2 separate regions of the Homo sapiens genome follow, and region 2 is linked to region 1. Evidence: chromatin loops called from intact Hi-C (ENCODE). Cell type or tissue: GM12878. All regions are shown on one strand. Links, peaks and the distances in the headings refer to the core of each region. The heading gives the core; the rest is flanking DNA.

The links. Hi-C counts contacts between places; a loop is a spot of excess contacts. Peaks named below come from ENCODE experiments on the same cell type or tissue, not always from the same donor. Only the 100,000 strongest peaks of a DNase experiment are listed, where the experiment ranks them.
Region 2: a loop joins it to region 1, with 2.5 times the contacts of the local background. A loop is called at or near these places in 1 of 110 quality-filtered maps.

The regions. Positions count from the first base shown.
Region 1 is chr5:124,451,889-124,456,888 of GRCh38, forward strand. No RefSeq gene overlaps it. Among named protein-coding and RNA genes, the nearest start is that of LINC01170, 16 kb to the left of the region's middle. In GM12878, for the core only: no CTCF peak of the experiment used is centred there; DNase peaks (open chromatin) are centred at 1,497 and 1,913; H3K27ac peaks cover 294 bases.
Region 2 is chr5:124,899,600-124,904,599 of GRCh38, forward strand. No RefSeq gene overlaps it. Among named protein-coding and RNA genes, the nearest start is that of ZNF608, 160 kb to the left of the region's middle. In GM12878, for the core only: no CTCF peak of the experiment used is centred there; a DNase peak (open chromatin) is centred at 2,932; H3K4me3 peaks cover 406 bases; H3K27ac peaks cover 1,312 bases.

The DNA of each region.
Region 1 (5,000 bases), core at 875-3,374:
GCTTTCTAACAGGCAGCAAGGACAGCACTGTTGAAATGCTGGGTTCAATAAGGACTTTGTTCAGTGTAATCCTGGGGCCAGTAAATTCAACAGCGACAGCATAAAGACATAATTTGATGCTCTTTGCTATAGAACTCCACATATCTCTGCCTGATGCCCTCGGCCACTTTATTTATTTGCTACATTCCAGAGTCTTAGTTATTAAGTTGTGCTTTACACTGTACACCCCAAACACTCCATTTGTTCATTCATTCACTCATTCGGCAATTCAACAAGCCTATCTCAAGAGCCTACAAAATGCCAGGCACTGTTCCAGGGGCTAAAGATAGAGCAGGGAACAAAGCAGACAAGGCCCAGATCTCCTGGAGTTTTCAAAAATACAGGGGATGATGAATGATAAGTATCTTCCCAAGCTAAGAAACTAGGGGCTGCACGAAGGAAACAAAACAAGGGAATCAAAGAAAAGGGTGAGTGGGGTCACATGTGGGTAAAAATGGAGAACTTAAGGGAGAGCAGAAACTCTGGTGGGGGAAAGGGGTCTCTGAAAAAGACGTGCTTGAGCTGAGGAAGAACAATGTCTCACAGAGAATCGCACAAATGACCCATGGCCCAGGGTCAGTGTGGCTGAGCAGAGTGAGTGGTGTGTGGTGAGCAGGAAGGCAGGGATAGGCCAGATCATAGAGTACTGAGGGGCCACAATGAAGGAGTCTGATACATTTGAACTGCCTGTCCAGGCAGATCCTCTCTCTATACTCTCGCGCGTGCGTGTGTGTGTGTGTACATGCATGTGCACGCACAGGAGGAGGTTTATATAGCTATCAGCACTCCCTTGTCCTTTGGCTTCTGCTTGTGTTGAGCCACTGCCCCACTTCCCCTGGTTTGCAGAGTGCAGAGGGTAGGAAGAGAATGAGGGTCGCTGTGGACAGGCTGTGACTCTCCACAGAAGGTCAAAGCTCCTGTCAGGAGCTCTTTCCACACAATTCTCTCTCTGGGCTCCTATAATTGCTCACCCGCACTGTCCTCTTCAGGCCTGGGATAATAATGGCCCTGCATTCTTAATGCCCCTTAGGGGTGCTACACCAGCCTTAGTCACTTTTTGAAAACCCTGTTCATGTTCTCCTAGAAATTTTCATCAAACACCCAGCCTGAAAGTACTCTTCCTGCCAGGACCTTGACTGATAGATTCTATTCTGAAATCACTGCACCAAGCCACTCTCTCACCTTCAGCAGTTACCTTTTGCTACCTCCTTAGTCTTGGTAAGCCACTTGCTGGAAGCTGGTTTCTGTAAGTGGCATGTAACTCCACATAACATCACCTTTGGAATTTTTAGAAGTTTCTGGGTCAATTAAATGTCATCCAGCTCCTATGGTTCCCTTTTTTTGCACAAAGCTTCCCTGAGATCAGAGCTCTCTTTAGGGTGATGCAAGTCATACCAATAAAATGATTCAGGACAGAATTTTGAAACTAAAAGGCAGTGTGGTATAGAAAGACCTCTGAATTTGTACTTTAACTGTGTGACTCTTGGCAAGTAAGTTTCCTCATCCTTAAGGTAGTAATGATAATAATGTGCAGCGATAAATTTATTTCTCAACACTGGCCTCATTGGGCCATTTTGAGGATGTAGCAGAGATTACTCCAGCATCAACTTCTTTGCTTCACTGATTCTGAGACACAGAGTATAAACAAAACCCAGGACGACTCATGTTTTTGTCACTCCTTAAAATTGTGAGGTCCCCACAAGTGTTATAATACATCGATTATTATATTAGTCATCACGAGCTGCCATAACAAAATACCAGACTGGGTGGCTTAGACCACAGAGGTTGATTTCTCACAGTGAAGGAGCCTGGGAAGTCCAGGTTTGGGGTTGCCAGCATGGTTTGTTTCCTGCTGAGGGCTCTCTGCTTGGCTTTCAGACAAGAGCCTTCTTGCTGTGTCCTCACATGGAGAGAGACAGCTCTGATCTCTCTTCCTCTTTTTATAAGGGCACCAGCCTTGTGAGATTAGGAACCCACTCTTTAACTTCATTTAGCCTTTATCATCTCATGGGTCCTATCTCCAAATATAGTCACATTGGGGGTTTCGGTTTCAACCTATGAATTTTGGGCAGATGCAAACACTCAGTTCACAACAGTCATCTAAACCAACTGCATGATAACCATTACCCAAACATTATCTATTTCTCTCAGGAACGGCAACACAGATGATTTGGAATTCCACTAGATTAAAAGCTCTTTTCCTCTACAACATATAATGATGCATGCTGAAGATTATGATTAAAAATACTGAGTTAGGTTTAGTAATTTATATAAATAACTTACTTAGAATACACGTACAAAACTAAATCAAAGAACCACTGTCCAATTTATGCAACTACTCAGTGTCTGAAAATCTAAATTCCTAAGATTGCCACGACTTTGCTAAGATTTTAACCAAAAATCTTGACCAGCATGAGAAATATTGCCTTGTATGACTGTCATACACATTCCTGCTTTAGTAAGGAATGAAATTTTTTAACTATTAAAAAAAAAGGCAAGAAACTTGAGAATTTGAGAATGGAATACTTCACAGCAGTTTTTTAATTAACCAGATTTACATGTTTCAACAGGAATAAACCTTAAAAGCGAGTATAACCCACATAAGCAAAATTGTTTCAAAAATTAAACAAAATACAGTTGGATACTGCAACTTCCTATAAAACTAACTCACCTCTGCCTTTCTGAATAAAAATGAAATGGAATAAAACAAATCAGTCTTCGACTGCTTCCTCTGTCTGTGACCACATACCGTCGTTTAGGCTAATCTTTTACATTTTTTTCCCCGTCCCTTTCATTTCAAAAATAAAGATAATAATATTCAATATTTAGAATGTCCATCATGGAGAACTGCTGGCAGCATAAAAAGAGAATCATGTGACTTTTACAATATAAAATTCTCCATTTGAAGGATATTTGTGTATAAGGCTCTATAGTTCAGTATCAACTAACATTTATTTAATACTATGTGCCAGATATTACAGTAGGCACTTTTGTTTTCAATTTATATTTACCTTTTACAACTCATCCGATTTTGGCACACTGGCAACTGAGAATGTTGAGGGGCACACATAAAAAAATACTTTTTAGGAGATCCACAGTTATGGAGCAATCACGTAAGACTTCACCTTGAAATATCTTTATTTTATTTTATTTTTTACTGCCCTGAAAGATGGGGTTAACAATATGGCACATGTATACCTATGTAACAAACCTGCACATTGTGCTCATGTACCCTAGAACTTAAAGTGTAATAAAAAGATAAATTAATTAAAAAAAAAGATGGGATTAAGACAGCAAATAATCCAGGTAGTCAGGAGAACTTAATGAAACAGCCGTTCTGCTCTGCCTAACTTTCCCACCTTCCCTTGCTGGGGCACCACTGCCCATGGGTGGAGCTGCCAATTAAGTCAGAGCCTCAGGGTGACACACAACTACTGAGCCAACAGACATCCAACAAGTACTCTCTGTATCCAGAAACACTAACTTATCTAAGAGCAGAGAATTCACAGGAACCCTATAATCGTCAGTTAGGTAAGAAAAATAAAACCAATTTTGAAAGTTTGCTGGGGAATAACATCGATGTTTAAAAGTCACTGAAGTGGAGAATGTTCCACTACATCATTAGAAGGAAGGGGGGTGCTCCTGAAACCTAGCAAACCAAAATCTTAAATCACTCCTTAGTTTACCGCATGTTATTTGCCTCATCAAAGGTCTTTGCAATCATAAAAATTTGTTTCTTAAAACTCGAACCCCATCTTGCAAGACAGAAGATCAAAGAGCTTCCCAGAGTGTTTGGGATTGGGAAATTCTTTTTTCCATTTGTAGGTTTTGCATCAAAACAGATGCAGCAAGAAAAGCCGCATCTCAATGCCGTTGTGACTTTATGAAGGTGGACAATCCTGGTTGAGCAGAGATATTGCAGATGTCTCCCCTGTCATGGAGGATAACCTGCCTTCCCAGGTAGGTGGAGCTCAACCACAGCAGAGGGTGATATGTGGAAAGCATTATTCTGAAGGAGGAAGAACTAATTCACCCTGTCACCTTTCTTCGTTAAGGAAAGATAACAATTTGAGAACTCGTGTCTGTATCCATTTTCTATGTGAAAAGGAAGACTTTTGCAATAAAACAGGTATTTTGTCATCTTTTAACAAGATTTCCATTTTATTTTTAGAAATACGCAAAAGATAAGTGAAGACAGGAGACTTTCTAGCAGGTCCTCTTCTGTTCAGTGAGGCCAGAAAATGAGACATAAAATTATATCAGTATACACTGGTCCCTTGTAGTTAAAAAAATATACATGGTTCTTCTTGGAGTTTTTGAAAAGCAACATTAAGCAGCTCTACTATGAATATTATTTAGTATAAGACTTAGGTATGTGGAGCTTTAGATTTTCCAGAAAAAATCTACACTATTTGGAGAAGCATTTATGGTGATTGCTATATGCAACAGCTTGTTTGAATTCATTCTTTCAATTTTAGAAGCCACAGGAATGTAACAGAAATGGCCAAATCATGAATATTATTTACTTTATTCTAAATGCAACTAGACCTAGGGAGACTTTGCTAATTACTGGTAGCGTAGCGGAGCAGAAATCTGTTCATGTCTCATTCGAGCCTTGGATTAGATAAAACATTAGTTCCATGGAGCTGATCACTCTGGAGGTTTACTCATTTGCCTTGATGCAGTAAATGTTGGCACATTAGGCCTCCTGGAATATCCTGAAGCCGGCCTAATAACACATCTGCTGTGTTTATTTTTGAATGTAAATGGCACTCAAAAGTATGCTTTGAAAATTGATTTCAGCTGAAACACACTAAACATTAATAAATACAGATTTTGTTTCTGCTAACAATTACTTCACAAAATTGTTAGATGTGGTGGAAAGAACTAGTTTACAAATACAGTTTGCAGCAATTAAATCCCTTCAAGCCAAACTACTCCAAACTGGATGGATTCCTCTT
Region 2 (5,000 bases), core at 1,387-3,886, 450 kb after region 1:
ACTTATTGATTTAAATTATTGCTTTTTAAGTAAATTTTACTAAATTTATCTAAGAAATCCATATTCCTTTTATTAGATACTAAGATCATTGTAACCCCAGCTTCCTATTTTTTCCTTGCTACAATTTTCTTCTCATCTTCTCTAGTTTGTCCCAAGCTGAAGTTTTCAGGTAAATTTTCACTTCTCCCTATCCCTTTTTATTATTATTTTGTCTTTTTGTCTTATTCTTCTATGTTAATCATCCTTGTTCTTAATGTATCTCTGTTTTGATAGTAAGATGTCTCAAACAGCCCTGGCATGGTGGCTTACATCTGTAATCCCAGCATTTTGAAAGGCCAAAGCAGGCAGATCGCTTGAGCCCAGGAGTTTGGGACCATCCTGGACAATGTAGAGAAACTTTTTATCTACAAAATTACAAAAACTAGCGGGGCATGGTGGCACGTGTCTGTACTCCCAGCTACTCTGGAGGCTGAGGTAGGAGAATAGCTTGATCCCAGGAGGCAGAGGTTGCAGTAAACCATGATTGCACCACCACACTCCAGCCTGGGTGACATAGCAAGACTGTCTCAAAAATAGATAAATAAAAGATGTCTCAAATATATTAAATAGTGCAAAAATAAACAATACATATTTTTAGAAGTTGATACTTGCAGATATCCCTCATGCAACATATTACCAATCCACATTTTCACGTAGTTTTTTTCCTCTTCTGTGCACACAAAGATAATACTCTCAGTTGTGTGTATTTGTTTTCCAGGGCCACTGTAACAAATTAGCACCAACTGGGCAACTTAAAACAACAGAAATTTATCCTCACAGTTATGGAGGCTAGAAGAATAAAATTAAATAGTTGATAGAGTTCATTCCTTCTGGCGGCCTTGAAGGAGAATCCATCCCATGCCTCTCACCATGCTCCTCGTTTCTGGTGGCTGGGGCCATCTCTGGCATCCCTTGGCCCACCGGCACATCATACCAACCTCCGCCCTAGTCTTCACCTCAACATTTCCTTTGAGTGTGTGTCTTCTCTTCTCTTCTTTTTGAAGGGCACACATCATTTGATTTAGGATCCTGGATTATGGTGATTCCTAAATCAAATAACATTTGTCCTTAATTTAACATTTGCAAAACCCCTTTTTTTCAAATAATGCCACATTCACAGGTTCCAGGACACATAACTTTACATTCGTTTAAATGTATTTTTTATTGTGGTAAGAATACTTCACTCTTAACAGAGTTTTAAGTGCACAATATATTGTTAACTATGGGCATAATGTGCAACAGATCTCTAGAATTCATTCATTTTGTACAACTGAAACTTTATGCCCACTGAAAAGCTGCTTCCCATTTCCCCATCCCCTCCAGGGACATAACTTTTGGAGGGCACCTTTCAACCCACTACAGTACAGTTTAATCAATTTGTGTTGTTTGTCGTGGAATAATGATGATGGATTTTATTTGATTGTTGATACTCTTAAAATGAATGGCTTGGTTAGGACTGTGGTCATTGGCTGGGCAAATTTTGCTCTTTTTGGCATTAACTTACTTTCATGGAATCTATACCTTGGTTGTATTAATTGACTATCCCATGAGATGAGTACTTTGAGTAGATAGGCAAGTTCTCTAGGAAAAATATTACTCATACAGCCTAAGAATGTTAATTTTGGCTCTCCCTCACTGGCAAGGTAACAAGTCAACATCTTTACAGTAACCAGAGTGTGGGACCATTTATAAAGTACACAGATTCTCATAGTGGGAAGGTGAAATTACTTGTAGAGAAAAATACAAAAACATAATTTTTTCCACACACTCATTTGCATTTATAGCAAGGGAAGATTTTCCCCCATCCCTTACCCCCACCACACCACATCAACACACATACACAGACACACATACTTTGACTAAATATCCAAAGTGATTTTTAGCAACTTACAATGTATAGATTTAGTAAACAACAATTACAAACAATGAATTTATTTCCTTCATTTCTTTTTAGTACATTCCAGACTTTGTTTTTAATCTTTAATTATTGCTCCCTTAAGAAAAGTGATCCCACATTTCATTTACATATTGTGCCATTTCTCAGTAAATATAAGGGAATCTTGCCGTACAAGTCTATTGCTTTTCTTTTCATTGGTCTTTCTTAAACCAAGCAACATGAATTCTAATTATTTTATCCACTAAGAAATGAGAAATTTAAATCAATGCCTTTAAACATAGGACTACATGAGGCTTTTAGATCATTAGACGAAACTAAATGCAATACTTAAATAACTGAGTTTACAGATACTGCCAGAATTTTACTGCTACCATTTCTATTCGCTTTTGCTGTTTTTAAAAATAATAATACCAGGGTGTTTGGTGAAGTATAGATGACCCTTAGTGTACCTGAGTCAGTGTCAAATATCCAGTTTTCTCTGGAGCTTCTTGTGTGGTCACCTATAATTGCTATTCAAAGACCCACAGGACAAGCTTCCATGTCCAAAATGTACTCATTCTACAATTTGACCCTTCAAGGTGCTATAAAAACATAAATATATTTCTTTAGAGAAACTCTCTGCTGCAGCATGGTCCTTTGAAACCGTCCAATTTGCTCTGTGATTCCTGCTGAGATATGCATTACATCATGGTCTATTTTTAGCTTGTTACATTAATCAAAACCTATCCCACTTATTAAACAGCTTCCTGCAGCTCAGGCATTTGAAATGCAGAGTGCCAGCAAGCAGCTGCCAAACACCATGAAGGAAAGAGGTGGGCTAGGTTGGAGTAATGTACAAATTGAATTTCAAGTGACTGAGCAGCCTCTTTATCTCTTGGTGACACAACCAGGGGCTGTAGCGGTGTTCTTAAAGGAAATGAAACCCAGAGCCATGGTTCACTCATGGGGTGGTTACCATGGCCCTGCCCAGCAGTCTTTCCGGAACTGCTGATGAGTGTGACCTTTGCAAAAATGCACAAAGCCTTGATTTCTGCATGGTTAACCTTTACAAGCCAGAACCCCTCTGTGAAACCTACCCACACCAGAGGGAAGCTTCAGAATCAAAACAGACACATACACATTTTATGAAAGAGCAACTACAAATACACACATGCACACACATATTCTCAGAGGATGAAGACATTGAACGCATTTTCAATTATTCTCTCAACTGTGTTTTTTCAAGCATTTACATTTGTCTTCCTCTGGAGCAAGAAAGTGCCAGTACTCGGTGCAGTGTCAACCCTGTACTTAAACTCATTTGCTGCACTTCAGAATGGCCTTGATCGGAATTGGTAGTGGGAATGGAAATTACATATTTTCAGGATTTGCTAAGAGTCACCTAGACCATTTGCTCACAGTTAAATAATGACCCAGTGTGCATGGTGAGAAGGAGTGGATATTAAATTAATAGCCTCGATTTCCACCACTGATCAAACCAGGAAAACCATTTTGATTTGATAGTGTATCTCAAACGTGTTCTTTATTCCAAATGTATTGAATGTTCACTGTAAGGGTAGGAAGCTCAGAGCATTATGAAGGTGACTATAGCAATATTCTTTACCTGTTATAATGACAAATTAAACTTTTTTCCCATGGCTTCTTCCTGTTTTTAATAGCATTTTGTTTTCAAGCAAATCTAATTTTTCTCATTATTAATATATTGATTCACATAGCATTCATTATTTAAAAAGCTATTTACACAAGCTAACCTAGTCCTTTTTTAATATCTAGTTCTAGTAATATAGTAGTATATCTTTTATATACTACTCTCATATGATTTGCCTAGCAAGGCTGTGATGTAATTAGAACAGGTTGTTATTATTATTGATGAAAATACTAAAGTCCTAAGAGATTAAAGAGCATGTCAAAGGTCAACACAGCAAATCACTAGTAACCCTGGAAGGCTAACCTCTCTTTTCTGTAATTTCTCTGAATAATGAGGGATATGGCAATAGGGATATGGGGAAACCAGTGATTTCAAAAGACACTTTGATTCACCTTTATAGAGTCTCAATCTACAACTTTCTGTTTACCATACTCGCTTAAAAATCCTTGTCAAAGTGCAGGAAACCCCTGATCTGCAAATACCCAGCTTAGAAATGATCCAGCCATCCAGACATCAGCCTCCTTGCTGTCTTTTTACTGTCAACTGATCAACTGTGGGGAAATGATGTGGGCGGGAGGTGGCGGACAAACTTCAAGAGACACAGTTTAGAAGCCAGTGGAGAAAAAAGTGGGAGAGAGGGTTCACCACAGAAGAATAAAGAAAGAGCAGATAATCTCTAAATACATTCACTTTTTGATTCATTTAGTCATCCACGTGGGGTTAGGCTGTAAAGTTGCCACAAGACAGTGAAATTCACAAACCCCTTTTTAGTTCTGGTGCTTGAGGCACTGTGCTAAGTGCTGGGAATACAGATCCAAGATCTGTCTACAAATAATTCTAAGCGAAGACGGGGTGTGAAGAATTGTATGGGAAAAGTACAAGGCAAATTAGAACACCACGTTTGGAAGGTTTATTTCTGGCTGAGGCAACCAGGGAAGGTTTTGTGTCCAGTGATGGGTCCATGATGGATGAGCTGGGCTCTGTCAAACTTCTAGTATTCAGAAGTCAGGCTAATGTATTATGACCCACTTGATTGCAATTTTAGGCCCAGAAGGTTTTTGTGGGGCATTCTAGGATTCTAGTCGCTTTTATAAAATGTGGTAAATACACAAAGCAATGGACATAGTGAATAACAAATTTATACTAGTTTGTCTGTAGCCTTTTGGTATACCAGGTTTATGCTGTCACTAATTTTTACAACTATTCAACAAAATAGATGTTATAATATCATTTTATAGATGAGGAAACTGAAGCTCAGGAAGACTAAGTCACTAACCTTCACTCGTAAGTGGGAAACTAATGGAGTCATCTTCAAGCAAGCAAAGCGCCAAACAAATGATTCTCAGACAAATCATAATGTGCATAGATCACCCCACCATGCTCGTTTTTTATTTTATTTTATTTGAGACGGACTCT